Linked DNA regions of Homo sapiens: regions 2 and 3 are each linked to region 1. Evidence: read pairs that join two places in POLR2A ChIA-PET (ENCODE). Cell type or tissue: GM12878. All regions are shown on one strand. Region 1 overlaps HVCN1 (hydrogen voltage gated channel 1). Region 2 overlaps ATP2A2 (ATPase sarcoplasmic/endoplasmic reticulum Ca2+ transporting 2). Region 3 overlaps RAD9B (RAD9 checkpoint clamp component B).

Region 1 (4,000 bases):
AGACTAGAACAAAGATATAATTCAAGAAAACTTTTCTGATATAAAAGAGGACTTAAAAGTGCCATCTTTGTAGATAAAAACTAGAAGAAATTGATAATTTCATATGATTCAACCTAATATATACCTGTTTGCTGTTTTAATTTATTATGCTATACATATGTTCATGTAGCGTTGTTAAAAAACAAACATAAAGCTGGGTGCGGTGGCTCATACCTGTAATCCCAGCGCTTTGGGAGGCCAAGGCTGGTGGATCACCTGAGGTCAGGAGTTCAAGACCAGCCTCACCAACGTGGGGAAACCCCGTCTCTACTAAAAATACAAAAATTAGCCAGGCGTGGTGGCGCATGCCTGTAGTCCCAACTACTTGGGAGGCTGAGGCAGGGGAATTGCTTGAACCTGGGAGGCGGAGGTTGCAGTGAGCCAAGATCGTGCCACTGCACTCCGACCTGGGTGACAGGGCAAGACTCCATCTCAAAAGAAACAGAAAACCAAAAATAAAATAAAATCATAAGTAAGTGATAAAGCCAGCACAGGAACTCAAGTCCGCTAGCTTTGTTCTTTTCTCTGCCAATACAGAGAAAAAAATGGCAGAAAAGTAGATTTTTTTTTCAGCAACAAAAATGACATTTTAGAGATGGGACTGGGAGTGGTGGCTCATGCCTGTAATCCCAGCACTTTGAGAGGCTGAGGTGGGTGGATTGCTTGAGCCCAGGAGTTCAAGACCAGCCTGGCCAACATGGTGAAACTCTATCTCTACTAAAAATACAAAAATTAGCTGGGGGTGGTGGTGGTGCATGCCTATAATCCCAGCTACTTGGGAGGCTGAGGCATGAGAATCACTTGAACCTAGGAGGCAGAGGTTGCAGTGAGCCGAGATAATGCCATTGCACTCCAGCCAGGACAACAGAACAAGATTCTGTCTCAATAATAATAATAATAAAATAAATAAATAAGAGATGGGATCAAGGTTCTGAGATGCAGTCTTACCTCCCTTAGCAGAGGAGCAAACTGAAGACTGCAACATGGTAACCACCACCTGTCAGTGGACAGTCCACAGACTTGCAGCTGGGTGTGCTGCTTCCTGGTCCAGGGTCTTAACACCACCCAGGCAGGGCCAGAGCGGCTGTCCCCAGTCCTAGCTTCACTCATCCTCCCCTATAGCCCTGTCCAGCATTAAGCCTGGTGCATTTCAGCAACTAAATGACCCCTGATCTGCCACCTACTTCCCCCACCCTCTGCCACTGCCCTGGCCAACCCCCTGCCTCACTTGGAGGCTGTCGCAGCTCCTCTCTGCTCTCTCCTTCCCTGCTGCATTCTCCATCAGCTGCAGGAGAGCATCCCTCCAAGCATGACTACATCACTCCCTGTGCAGAAAAGGGCCAGCCCAGCGGTCCCGAGGCTGCCTTCCTCAGACAGGCCTGCCTGGCCTCCACTGGCATCTGGGAATTTGGACTTCTGGAAAATTCCCGCCATTCCCTGATAAGAGCAGCTCATTGTGCCTAGACTGCTTGTGGAAACAGCATGGTTTATGCTGAACTCCTACTTTCATTTGGAGAGTATGGAATTTTTCTAAGTGCCAGGCAGAGGGTACCTCTGTGCCCAGCTCCAATGAAAACTCTGGGCATTGGGTCTCTAAGGAACTGCTCTGCTTGCAAACACTTCACACATCTTGTCACAACTCCCTGCTGGAGGAAATAAGTGTGACCCCAAGGACCTCTGCCCCCAACCCAGGAGAGGGCTCTGGAAGCTTGTGCCAGGTTTTTTCTGAACTTCACCCCACGTGCCTTTTCCCTTTACTGATTTTAATTTCAATCCTTTTGTGGCAATTAATCTGAGCCAGGAGCACATCTGCATGCGAGTCCCACAGGTCCTCCTAGTGAGTCACTGACACTGGGCATAGGGTCTCGGGAACCCTGACACACTCCCTTATTTAAAACTTTTGGCTGGGTGCAGTCACTCACACCTGTAATCCCAGCACTTTGGGAGGCTGAGGGGGATCACTGAGTTCAGGAGTTCAAGACCAGCCTGGGCAACAGAGTGAGACTCCGTCTCTACAAAAAAATCTAAAAATTAACCAGGTGTAGTGGTGCTCGCCTCTAGTCCCAGTTACTTGGGAGACTGAGAGAGGCGGATCGCTTGAGCCCAGAATGTTGAGGCTGCAGTAAGCTGTGATCGTGTCACTGCACTCCAGCCTGGGTGATACAGCAAGACCTTGTCTGTTAAAAAAAAAAAAGACATCAATGCCTCCCAGAAGCCCACTCCTGTTTTGCACGCTCTATCTAGCCTCTGTCTGCCCATCTTCTCACCTTCCCTCTCACCTCTGTCCCCACTCTGGCCACATTGAGCCTTTCATACTTGGCTGGTTTCTCCAACCACAGGACCTTTGCACACGTGACTTCTTTTGCGTAGAATGTGCAACCCCCTTTCACCCTGTCCTCTATCTTCTTCTTCATCTCAGCTCTCAGGAGCTGGCCAGGCCTTCCCCATCACACTCTCATGTGGCCCAGCTGTTCACAGCATGACCTCTGTGCCTGGCAGACCACAGGCTCCTGCTAAACATACCTCCTGGATGGTGGAAGGTGGAATGAAACCCCTGAGCAAATCTCTTCTCTGTGGGGAGGCAAGAGGACTCCAAGCAGCAGGCTCAGCTGCCCCCAGCACTTCTCCCTTCCTGCCCCAGGGGATCCGTGTTCTGAGGAAGGCCTATTTTTAAAATCAGGGAAGTCTTTAAATAAGTGTAGAAACTTTTCCTTCTCTAGGGTGGGGAGGAAGTCTGAGGTTCATGAAAACAACCACCGTGACAGCTGATCAGCTCTGGCAGGAGGAGCTGCTTACAGGCTGAGGGGCTTAACTGGCAGCCCAGGTTCCCCTAAAGCCATGCTCCCCAACTGTCTCCTTTTCTATAGGGTTAGGAACCCTCCTGCCTGATAGATGAGCCGGTCAGCCTGGTGAGATGATGGCAGGGCTGCATACAGACTATATGGGACATATTTACAGGAGTAGGAACTGTAATCATTCCAACTATCCCCAGAATACCTGCTATTTAATATTTTCTGAGCTCTGTGCAAAGACCTTCATTAACATACTGTAACAAGCCCATGAGGCGGGGACTGCAATGTCTCTGTTTATGGATGAGGAAACTGAGAACAGAGAGGCCAGTGACTTGCCCCAGGTCACACAGCCAGCGAGAAGCAAGGCTAGGATTCCAACCCAGGCTGCCAAGCCCAGCTCCCCCTCCTCCTGCGGGACCCCTCATGAACACTGCCCAGCCCTGCACCCTCCTCACAGCTGGGGAAGCCCCATGCTGGGAAGGGAGTTTGGAGCGGTGTTTCTCAATAAGAAATCACATTTCATACCCTGCATCTCAGTACACACTGACTTGTGTACACACATTCCATAACTAGCACTGAAGTTACTATGTGAGGCGCTCTTATTTTCCATTTCATTCTATTTCTTTTTTTTTTTTTTTTTTTTTTTTTTTTTGAGACAGGGTCTCACTCTGCCACCTAGGCTGGAGGGCAGTGGCATGATTAGGACTCACTGCAGCCTCAACGTCCTGGGCTCAAGAGATCCTCCCACCTCAGCCCAGGAAGTAGCTGAGACTACAGGTATGCACCACCACGCCTGGCTAATTTTTTGTATTTTTAATAGAGATGGGGTTTCTCCATGTTACTCAGGCTGGTCTCAAACTCCTGACCTCAAGTGATCCGCCTGCCTTGGCCTCCCAAAGTGCTGGGATTACAGGTGTGAGCCACTGCACCTAGCCCTATTTCATTTCTTAAAAGGTCGACTGTAGCCCACTCAATGGATTTCAGGACTCACCAATGCGTTGAGTTTAAAGACACAGTTTTGGGGGGACACGCTTTGCCTATTTCCCTGGGAATGACTGAGAGGGGAGTCTGGTCCAAGCCTGTGACTTCAGTCATGTCAACCAGGAGCAGGGGCTGTGCTATTTGTTTTACAAAAGTGTAGAAAGAAAAAAGAAAAAGTTACCCAGGTA
Region 2 (4,000 bases), 390 kb before region 1:
ACTGCACTCCAGCCTGAGTGACAAAGTGAGACTCCGTCTCAAAAAAAAATTTTTTTTTTGCTTTAGTATACTTATCAGAAGTATAATGCAGTACAGAGTGTTGTACAGTATTTCAGTGCTGTACAGAGATTAATCTTGTGGATAATAATTGGGAGATACTCTATCCCTACTCTATTTTTAACAGTTTAATGTAGTTGAGTGTTCATTAGCAAGTGGTTACTTTGAATAATACTGGCACATTTGAAGCATTGAACTTGTTTGATAATGTATGTCCCAGAAGACAGGTATTATTGTATTTAGCACAAAGCAAAGGGAAGAAGAAACACTGTTTATGTCCAAAACTATGGGGCAGTGGTCTTCTCTTTTACTTTTCTTTGCTGCTGTTCATGAAGCTTGTTACCTTTTCGCTGTCTTTTTTTTGAGACGGAGTCCTGCTCTGTCGCCCAGATTGGAGTGCAGTGGTGCGATCTTGGCTCACTGCAACCTCCACCTCCCAGCTTCAAGTGATTCTCCTGCCTCAGCCTCCCGAGTAGCTGGGATTACAGGCATGCACCACCACGCCCGGGTAATTTTTTGTATTTTTAGTAGAGACGGGGTTTCTCCATGTTGACCAGGCTGGTCTCCAGCTCCTGGCCTTAGGTGATCCGCCTGCCTCAGCTTCCCAAAGTGCTGGGATTACAGACATGAGCCACCTCACCCAGCCCAGATAATCCTTTTACACACTGTTTAAAATTTTCAATTTTCCTGGAGATAGGGTCTCCTGTCGCCCAGCGGGTAAATGCAGTGGTGCGATTATAGCTCACTGCAGCCTCAGACACCTGGGCTGAAGCCTGATTCTTGAGCCTCCCAAGTAGCTGGGACTATAGGTGTGAGCCATCATGCTTTGCCCTTTTTTTTTTTTTTTTTTTTTTTTGAGGCAGAGTCTCACTCTGTCACCTAGGCTGGAATGTAGTAGTGGCACGATCATAGCTCATTATAACCTCAAACTCCTGGTTTCAAGCAATCTTCCCGAGTAGTCAGGACTACAGGCATGCCCTGCCATGCCCAACTAATTAAAAAAAAATTTTTTTTTATACACATAGGGTCTCACTATGTTACTCAAGCTAGTCTCCAATTCCTGGCCTTAAGAGATTTTCCCAAAGCATTAGGATTATAGGCATGAGCCACCTCACCCAGCTGAAACAGATAATTCTTTTTTTTTTTTTCCTTGAGATGGAGTTTTGCTCTTGTCAGCCAGGCTGGAGTGCAATGGCGCGATCTCGGCTCGCTGTAACCTCTGCCTCCCGGGGTCAAGCGATTCTCCTGTCTCAGCTTCCCCAGTAGCTGGGATTACAGGCGTCCACCACCACACTCGGCTAATTTTTTGTATTTTAGTAGAGATGGGTTTTCGCCATGTTGGTCAGGCTGGTCTTGAACTCCTGACCTCAGGTGATCTGCCCACCTCAGCCTCCCAAAGTGCTGTGATTACAGGTGTGAGCCACTGCTCCTGGCTTGAAACAGATAATTCTTTATATTCAACCTGTTGTCAAAATTTTTAGAAACATTTTCCCAGTTCCTTGTATAAGTATACTTTGTATAACTTCTGGCAAACCATAATTATGAACTCACATTACTATAGTACTATAATACTGCAGTAAGGGATCTTGCGTTTCAGTAATGTCACTCATCCAGTTTTCCTCCCCTTTCTCTTACCCCATCTCCCTCCCAGTCTCATGGTTTCTGTTGTCAATCCTCTTTCTCCTTACACAAGGCAAGAGGTTTTCTTACCAATAGATCAGAACTGTGAAGGACTGCCCGACATGATCTGATATGGTTGTTCTTCATTTTGGGCTGTAGTATTTTAAAGTAGAGGTTTGCTCTGATGGTCCCATCACTGCTTGCCATTGTCTTTCCCTTTGCTCTAGCTATCAGGGGATGTTGCTTTAAGTTTGTTCCCCAGGCTTTACTGCCAAGAGGGAAATTCATACCCACTTTAACAAGGTGTGAAGCTTATCTTACAGTTGCTAATGCCTCACTGACCTTTTGGAAAGGTCATAGTTACTCTTCAAGTTGAGCGATTTTTCTCCCCCAAGAGCTAATTAAAGTTTCTTGTTTCTGATATGCTCTCCTTGGCAAATGTTTGAAAGTCTAGTATCAGAGCAGCTGTGATCCTGCATCTATCAAAATTTATAACTTCCTAGAGAAGTTTTCATTCTGGCATTATTCCTGGCCTTAACACTAGAATGCCCTGTTGAAAGCATACAGTAACATTTATTATACTCATTCTGGTTGTCTGTTTGCCCTAGCTCACTGGACGTTGGTGGTGATTGGCATCTGTCAGGACTTGGTGGTCCTGGTGCCTCCTGTTTTTATTTTTCTTTTTGTCCTGCTCAAACAGATATTTCTTATTCATGCCGTCTTCTAATGAGTCATTTGGATTCATTATTGCCATAAATCATTTGGAGGAGTGTTTTCATGATTTACTAAGTAGATCTTTTAAAGAAGATTTTATTATGAAATATGCAAACATTTTAAGCAATTTTTTAATTAAAAAAAATTCGACCTCCAAGATTAAATCATTAGATGTGGTTAACACTGTTTCTGGATTGGTAAGTTTCCACAAAAAGAGGTTTTTAAATTTTTAACCACATAGACCACTCTTTACCATATTCATTATTCTTAGTATTCATTGTGGTGAGTTCTCTCTTTTTACCACGTTTATAGTTGTTGGATTGGGAAGTGCAGTGTGACTCTTACTTTGTAGTTTTTAAATCTTAACAAGTTTATAGTTGTATGAGCTAAAAGTTTAAACCTCTGCCCCATTTTCTTGGGGCAGTGTTCTGTGACCAGTTACATTTTTGGACTTAGGTTATCTCTGAAGTGCTGTGTTGCTGTATAAATGTCATATGGAGGATAACCTACAAAATACACTTCGGATCTCCCAACAGCTTTGCGGTTCTGAAACAGCCTTCAGTAGTACCACTGAAAAGAAACGGGGAATTAACTGGTTTTTTGTTTCTTTTATAGAGATGAGGGTCTCGCTATGTTGCCCAGGCTGGTCTCAAGCTCCTGGCATGAAATGATCCTCCTGCCTTGGCCTCCCAAAGTGCCGGGATTATAGGCATGAGCCACTGTTCCCGGCCTAGAATTAAACAGTTTATATATGCTCTAAAATTTAAGTCAGTGATCAAGTTGTTTATACTGTGGATTTATGTCACATGGATATTACTTGATATGAATAATAACTAAATGAACATGACTGTTAGATGATCACCTTTTACTTTAATCAAGAATTGAAGTTTTATTTTTTCTAAATAGATACATATAAAATGAATGGAATTTATTCCCTCTCCCCAGATTTTATTTGGATTCTAAAATGGAATTATTACATCAAAAGATAAGGTATTTTTAAGAAGTATAGTTGTTTTTTTGAGACTGAGTCTTGCTCTAACGCCCAGGCTGGTGTGCAGTGGTGCGATCTCAGCTCACTGCAACCTTTGCCTCCCAGGTTCAAGCGATTCTCCTGCCTCAGCTTCCCAACTAGCTAGGACTGCAGGTGTGCGCCACCACACCTGGCTAATTTTTTGTGTTTCTAGTAGAGGTGGTTTCACCTTGTTGGCCAGGGTGGTCTCGAATTCCTGACCTCAGGCGATCTACCTGTCTCGGCCTCCCAAAGTGCTGGGATTACAGACTTGAACCACCACACCCAGCCATGAAGTATAGTTTTTTGTTTGTTTTTTGAGTTTTGCTTTTGTTGCCCAGGCTGGAGTGCAATGGTGCGATCTTGGCTCACCGCAACCTCTGCCTCCCGGGTTCAAGCGATTCTCCTGCCTCAGCCTCCTGAGTAGCTGGGATTACAGGCATGCACCACCACACACTGCTAATTTTGTAATTTTAGTAGAGATAGGGTTTCTTCGTGTTGGTCAGGCTGGTCTCGAGCTCCAGACCTCAGGTGATCCCCCCGCCTTGGCCTCCCAAAGTGCTGGAATTACAGGCGTGAGCCATCGCACCCGGCTTTTTT
Region 3 (4,000 bases), 140 kb before region 1:
TTTTAGAATTTGGATACAGAGTGCTAAGCTGAAATACAGTCATGTGCTGCATAACAACGTTTTGGTCAACGATGGACTGCACAGACAGTGGTGGTCCCATAAGATAATGGAGCTGCCCTATACAGGTGTACCATTTTTTTGTCTTTCATACCATAGTTTTGCTGAAACATTTCTATGTTTAGATATACAGATGCTTACTGTTGTGTTACAACTGCCTACAGTATTCAGTACAGTAACATGTTATACAGGTTTGTCGCCTAGGAGCAACAGGCTATTCATATAGCCCAGATGTGTAGTAGGCTAGACCATCTAGGCTTGTGTCAGTACACAATGATGAAATTGCTAAGGATGCATCTGTCAGAACATCTCTGTTAAACAACACGACTGACTGTACAGCAGATTTTTTTTGTAGCTTCCCTCTATACTATACGGAAGGTGCAAAGCCTCAGCTGGGAAAAAGTTCTATAATTTACATTTAATTGTCCGTCCATTTTGATGAATTTCTGAGGAAGCTAAACTGATGTAGTGAAGCAGCTGGAGCCAGTTAAAGTAGCAGCATATAATCAGTGCTAGAATGACTAGGAGGCTTGGAAATGAGGACCTGATAGTGACCAACAAACTCAATGTCAAGGGCTGGTGTCTCATTTAGTTACTATTCAAACCAAAAGAAGCACACAGATTAGTATAAATACTATATTTATTAAATATCTTTACAGTTTATTTAAATGTATTTACAGAACTATTCCTGCATAAGTTATAATTCAGACATCCAAATTCAGGTAATTGCCTCTTGGGTAATAAGACAAATAATGATAGTCTCAACAGAAAAAAAGCAGCTCATTAGTATACACACAGATTCTAATTTGCTTCATTATTTAGCCATCTTTGCCACAAACTACCTGCTAACAGTTAAAATTCTGACATGGACACGTTTTAGTTGAGAAGTTCAATTTTGCAAAGAATTTAATTTTAAATAAATAGAATCCAAATATGTCCTGCTTCATGTTTTGTTTCATAAGCAGATTTTGGTTTTTTGATACTGTAAAATTTTTAAAATGCAAAAATGTGATACAGTTTCCAGAGAAACTGAATGCTGTAGCTTCTACCAAAGATAGCTGGTATTAAGGTGACCTAAAGAACCATGAACTCATCCAAAGTACAAACGTTTACAATTCGAGCCAATCTTGTTTACATTCTCTCAAACACTCAAAGCTGACTCAATAAATTCCCACGATTCCTGCCTAACTTGTTACTTGGTATGGTGGGCTAATGGTACTGAAGGTGGTTTCCATCTCCGGGCTACTGTCCTATCCAGAACACACGCAGCTGATAGAGGAGAGGACGCTCTCCCATCATGCAAAGCTTGAAACCCAGTTTCTAATCTAGACACAGCCCAACCCCCAGACATGCATACCTGGAATGGATTCTTTTGTGATTTAGTACCCAACAACCATGTCAAGCAAGTACAGTAACTCAGGACAAATAACTTGTTCCCCCTGCATCCCATTTCTTTTAGTTTTTAGAGCCTATGGACTCTACTGCATCTCCATTTGGTAAATTTTTTTTTTTTTTGTGCGCAGGCAGCTTAAGTTCATAGGAAGAAATAAGGTTCTGATATGTTTAGAGTGCACATTTTAAAACAACAAAATAAAAATTTCAAGCATGTGATAAAAATATTGATTTTTATAATACAGTATTGCTTTATAAATATAGATGGAAAAGCTATAAACTTTACTGGTCTTTGGTGCATCCAGAGAGGGATAAATAATTTGCCATTTGTAAATTAGAAATCCAAATTTTTTCTTTTGTTATAAAAGTCCATTACATGAGGCGTGTGTGTGTGTGTGTGTTGCTTAAAATATAATTAACACACACATCAGGTTCAGAATCAGACCCACCAAGTGGTACAGCACAGTAACAACCCATGGAAGCTTGGGTCTGTGACCTGGAAAATTCTACTATGGGTCCAACACAGCCTCTGACCACTGAGAGTAGGAGAGATACTTGTTAAGCAGCACTCCAGCTGACCCCCCCGGCAGTCATAAAATTAAGTGCATAACACAAAAAGAACAGGGGAAAATAGAGAAAATATTTTATGTCACTAATCTATAGGCCAGATCCAAAGCCAATTCCACTGTGAAACTCAATTCTTGCCCCCACTACTTTCAGTATCACTGGAACAAACACATCGTCAATTTCTAACAATCGTTTCTCAAAAAGGTAAGCTGAGTAAATAAGTTGTATAAAACACCACCAATCTAGCTTTACAAAGATTGTGTTTGACGGGTTAAATGAGAGCAGAGAAAAACCAGAAACTTGACGAGCACTGCTCTTACCAGGAATTAAATGTAGGCGTTGGAAAATGAATGCAAAATATATCCAGATCATAAGGCTACATACTCTTACCAAAAATAATTGAAAACCTAAACAAAAGAGCTGAAGTTGTCAGTCCTAATATAAATGTATTCATTCTAACAAAACCCTTCTGGATGCAACTTTCTTTACTTTTTAAATACACAGAGACTGCAAATAGTTTGTGCAAAATAAATACCCCGCCACTTGCCACTCATGCTTCTGTGTTTTATCATAGCATGATGATTTCTCCTTAAATAGAGACTCCGTCCAGACCCCCCACCCCGCCCCCACCGCGTCTACCAAAGAATTCTGTTTTGTCAAGTTAGGGTAGTTAAGGCATTCTGACATGTAATTAAAGGTGATTCAAAATAGATTATCTAACATTATGCCAATTTAGGAATAGTAGATAAATTACTGAACGGCTTACAAATGAATAACTCATTCTTATTATAAATGAAATGCCTGTTACAAGCATGATGCATTGAAATATAGTAATGACATGTACATGGTACATGTTAAACAATTTTAAATAAAAGCCTGACAGTTACTCAAATATACAGTACAAATTCACAAAACAAAATCTTTTAAAACAAGTTGAGGTAACCTCAAACATAAATTTTAATGCAATAAACCAGGGAGTCAGTATCTCCTTTAGAGAAAGACTTTCTATATTCTCAAGTAGATTCTCATCAGGTTTAATTGCATTCTCATCTATACACCAATGTTACCTGACTTATATATAAAACATGGCTTTAATTTAAGGATTTCTAAGTATATATTTTTTTCTACCACCAAGTTAATGAAGGAAAAAAACTGACCCAAAAATATATATCTTTACAGCAGTCAACTTGTACACAAAACTTAAAAATAAGTTTCAGCTTGCAGATAATGTGAAAACTGAATGCGGGGTAGTTTTGTAAGGAAACTATACACTGCAAAATGGCTATTTGGAAACTGTAAACATTAAGCTTGATTCAGAAACCCCTAAATTTCCATGTGGGGTAATTGTAAATGTCAGATCATCACTGGGAGTTTTCCTCATGGACGTCTGTGCTGCTGCCGCTGCGCACACAGTGCTCTCTCCACATGGACTCACTGGATTTGGTGCATGCTCTATAGAAAGCAAGGCTACTAATAAAAGGTCTGAGAGTACGAGTATGGGTAGGTAGCATGACCACTGAAAGCCAACAAAATTCAAAGTTACAGCTGTCTGTTCTCAACCCTTCAGGCCTTGGGACCTAGAGTTCCCATTCAGGGGCATTCTATCAGACAACTAGGAGGAATTTCAGCCATAACAATTAAATTTCTAGGCTTTGAGGGGTTTTACAACCTTGAGTATTATTTCCATAAAAAAATACTGGTAAAGTGTCTCCCCTACCCCTCCTGGAGATCAGGCCTTAGCCTGTGATTTGGACTAATCAATAAACTGCCAAAACTTTAACCACAGGAACACAAACATCTTTTTAAAAGCATGAAATATTTCCATCCATAGAACTAAAATGGATTTTTCTCCCGATTTGTAACAAAAAAGCTTTTGGGATCAAAACTGTATAACCCAGAGCAATGTTTTAGAGCAGAATCATAAGCCCCTGAAAAATAGGAGTTTATAACAAAGACATAAAGCCACACCAATCATCATAACAAA

What was found. ChIA-PET counts read pairs that join two places held together with the same protein. Peaks named below come from ENCODE experiments on the same cell type or tissue, not always from the same donor. Only the 100,000 strongest peaks of a DNase experiment are listed, where the experiment ranks them.
Region 2: POLR2A ChIA-PET joins it to region 1 with 5 read pairs; 1 of 35 experiments calls an interaction of 5 or more read pairs at or near these places.
Region 3: POLR2A ChIA-PET joins it to region 1 with 7 read pairs; 4 of 35 experiments call an interaction of 5 or more read pairs at or near these places.

What each region holds. Positions count from the first base shown.
Region 1 is chr12:110,674,986-110,678,985 of GRCh38, forward strand. The region is part of intron 3 of HVCN1 (hydrogen voltage gated channel 1); the gene reads right to left. Among named protein-coding and RNA genes, the nearest start is that of HVCN1, 12 kb to the right of the region's middle. RefSeq lists enhancers at 2,338-2,477, 2,528-2,887. In GM12878, no CTCF peak of the experiment used is centred here; a DNase peak (open chromatin) is centred at 2,416; H3K4me3 peaks cover 1,541 bases; H3K27ac peaks cover 2,869 bases.
Region 2 is chr12:110,287,213-110,291,212 of GRCh38, forward strand. All of the region lies in intron 3 of ATP2A2 (ATPase sarcoplasmic/endoplasmic reticulum Ca2+ transporting 2), which reads left to right. Among named protein-coding and RNA genes, the nearest start is that of ATP2A2, 8.0 kb to the left of the region's middle. In GM12878, no CTCF peak of the experiment used is centred here; no DNase peak of the experiment used is centred here; H3K4me3 peaks cover 591 bases; H3K27ac peaks cover 227 bases.
Region 3 is chr12:110,532,566-110,536,565 of GRCh38, forward strand. RAD9B (RAD9 checkpoint clamp component B) reads left to right here. Exons shown (of 11, transcript NM_001286535.2): 11 at 1-991. It overlaps PPTC7 (protein phosphatase targeting COQ7), which reads right to left. Exons shown (of 6, transcript NM_139283.2): 6 at 680-4,000. Among named protein-coding and RNA genes, the nearest start is that of RAD9B, 32 kb to the left of the region's middle. In GM12878, no CTCF peak of the experiment used is centred here; no DNase peak of the experiment used is centred here; H3K4me3 peaks cover 219 bases; H3K27ac peaks cover 2,167 bases.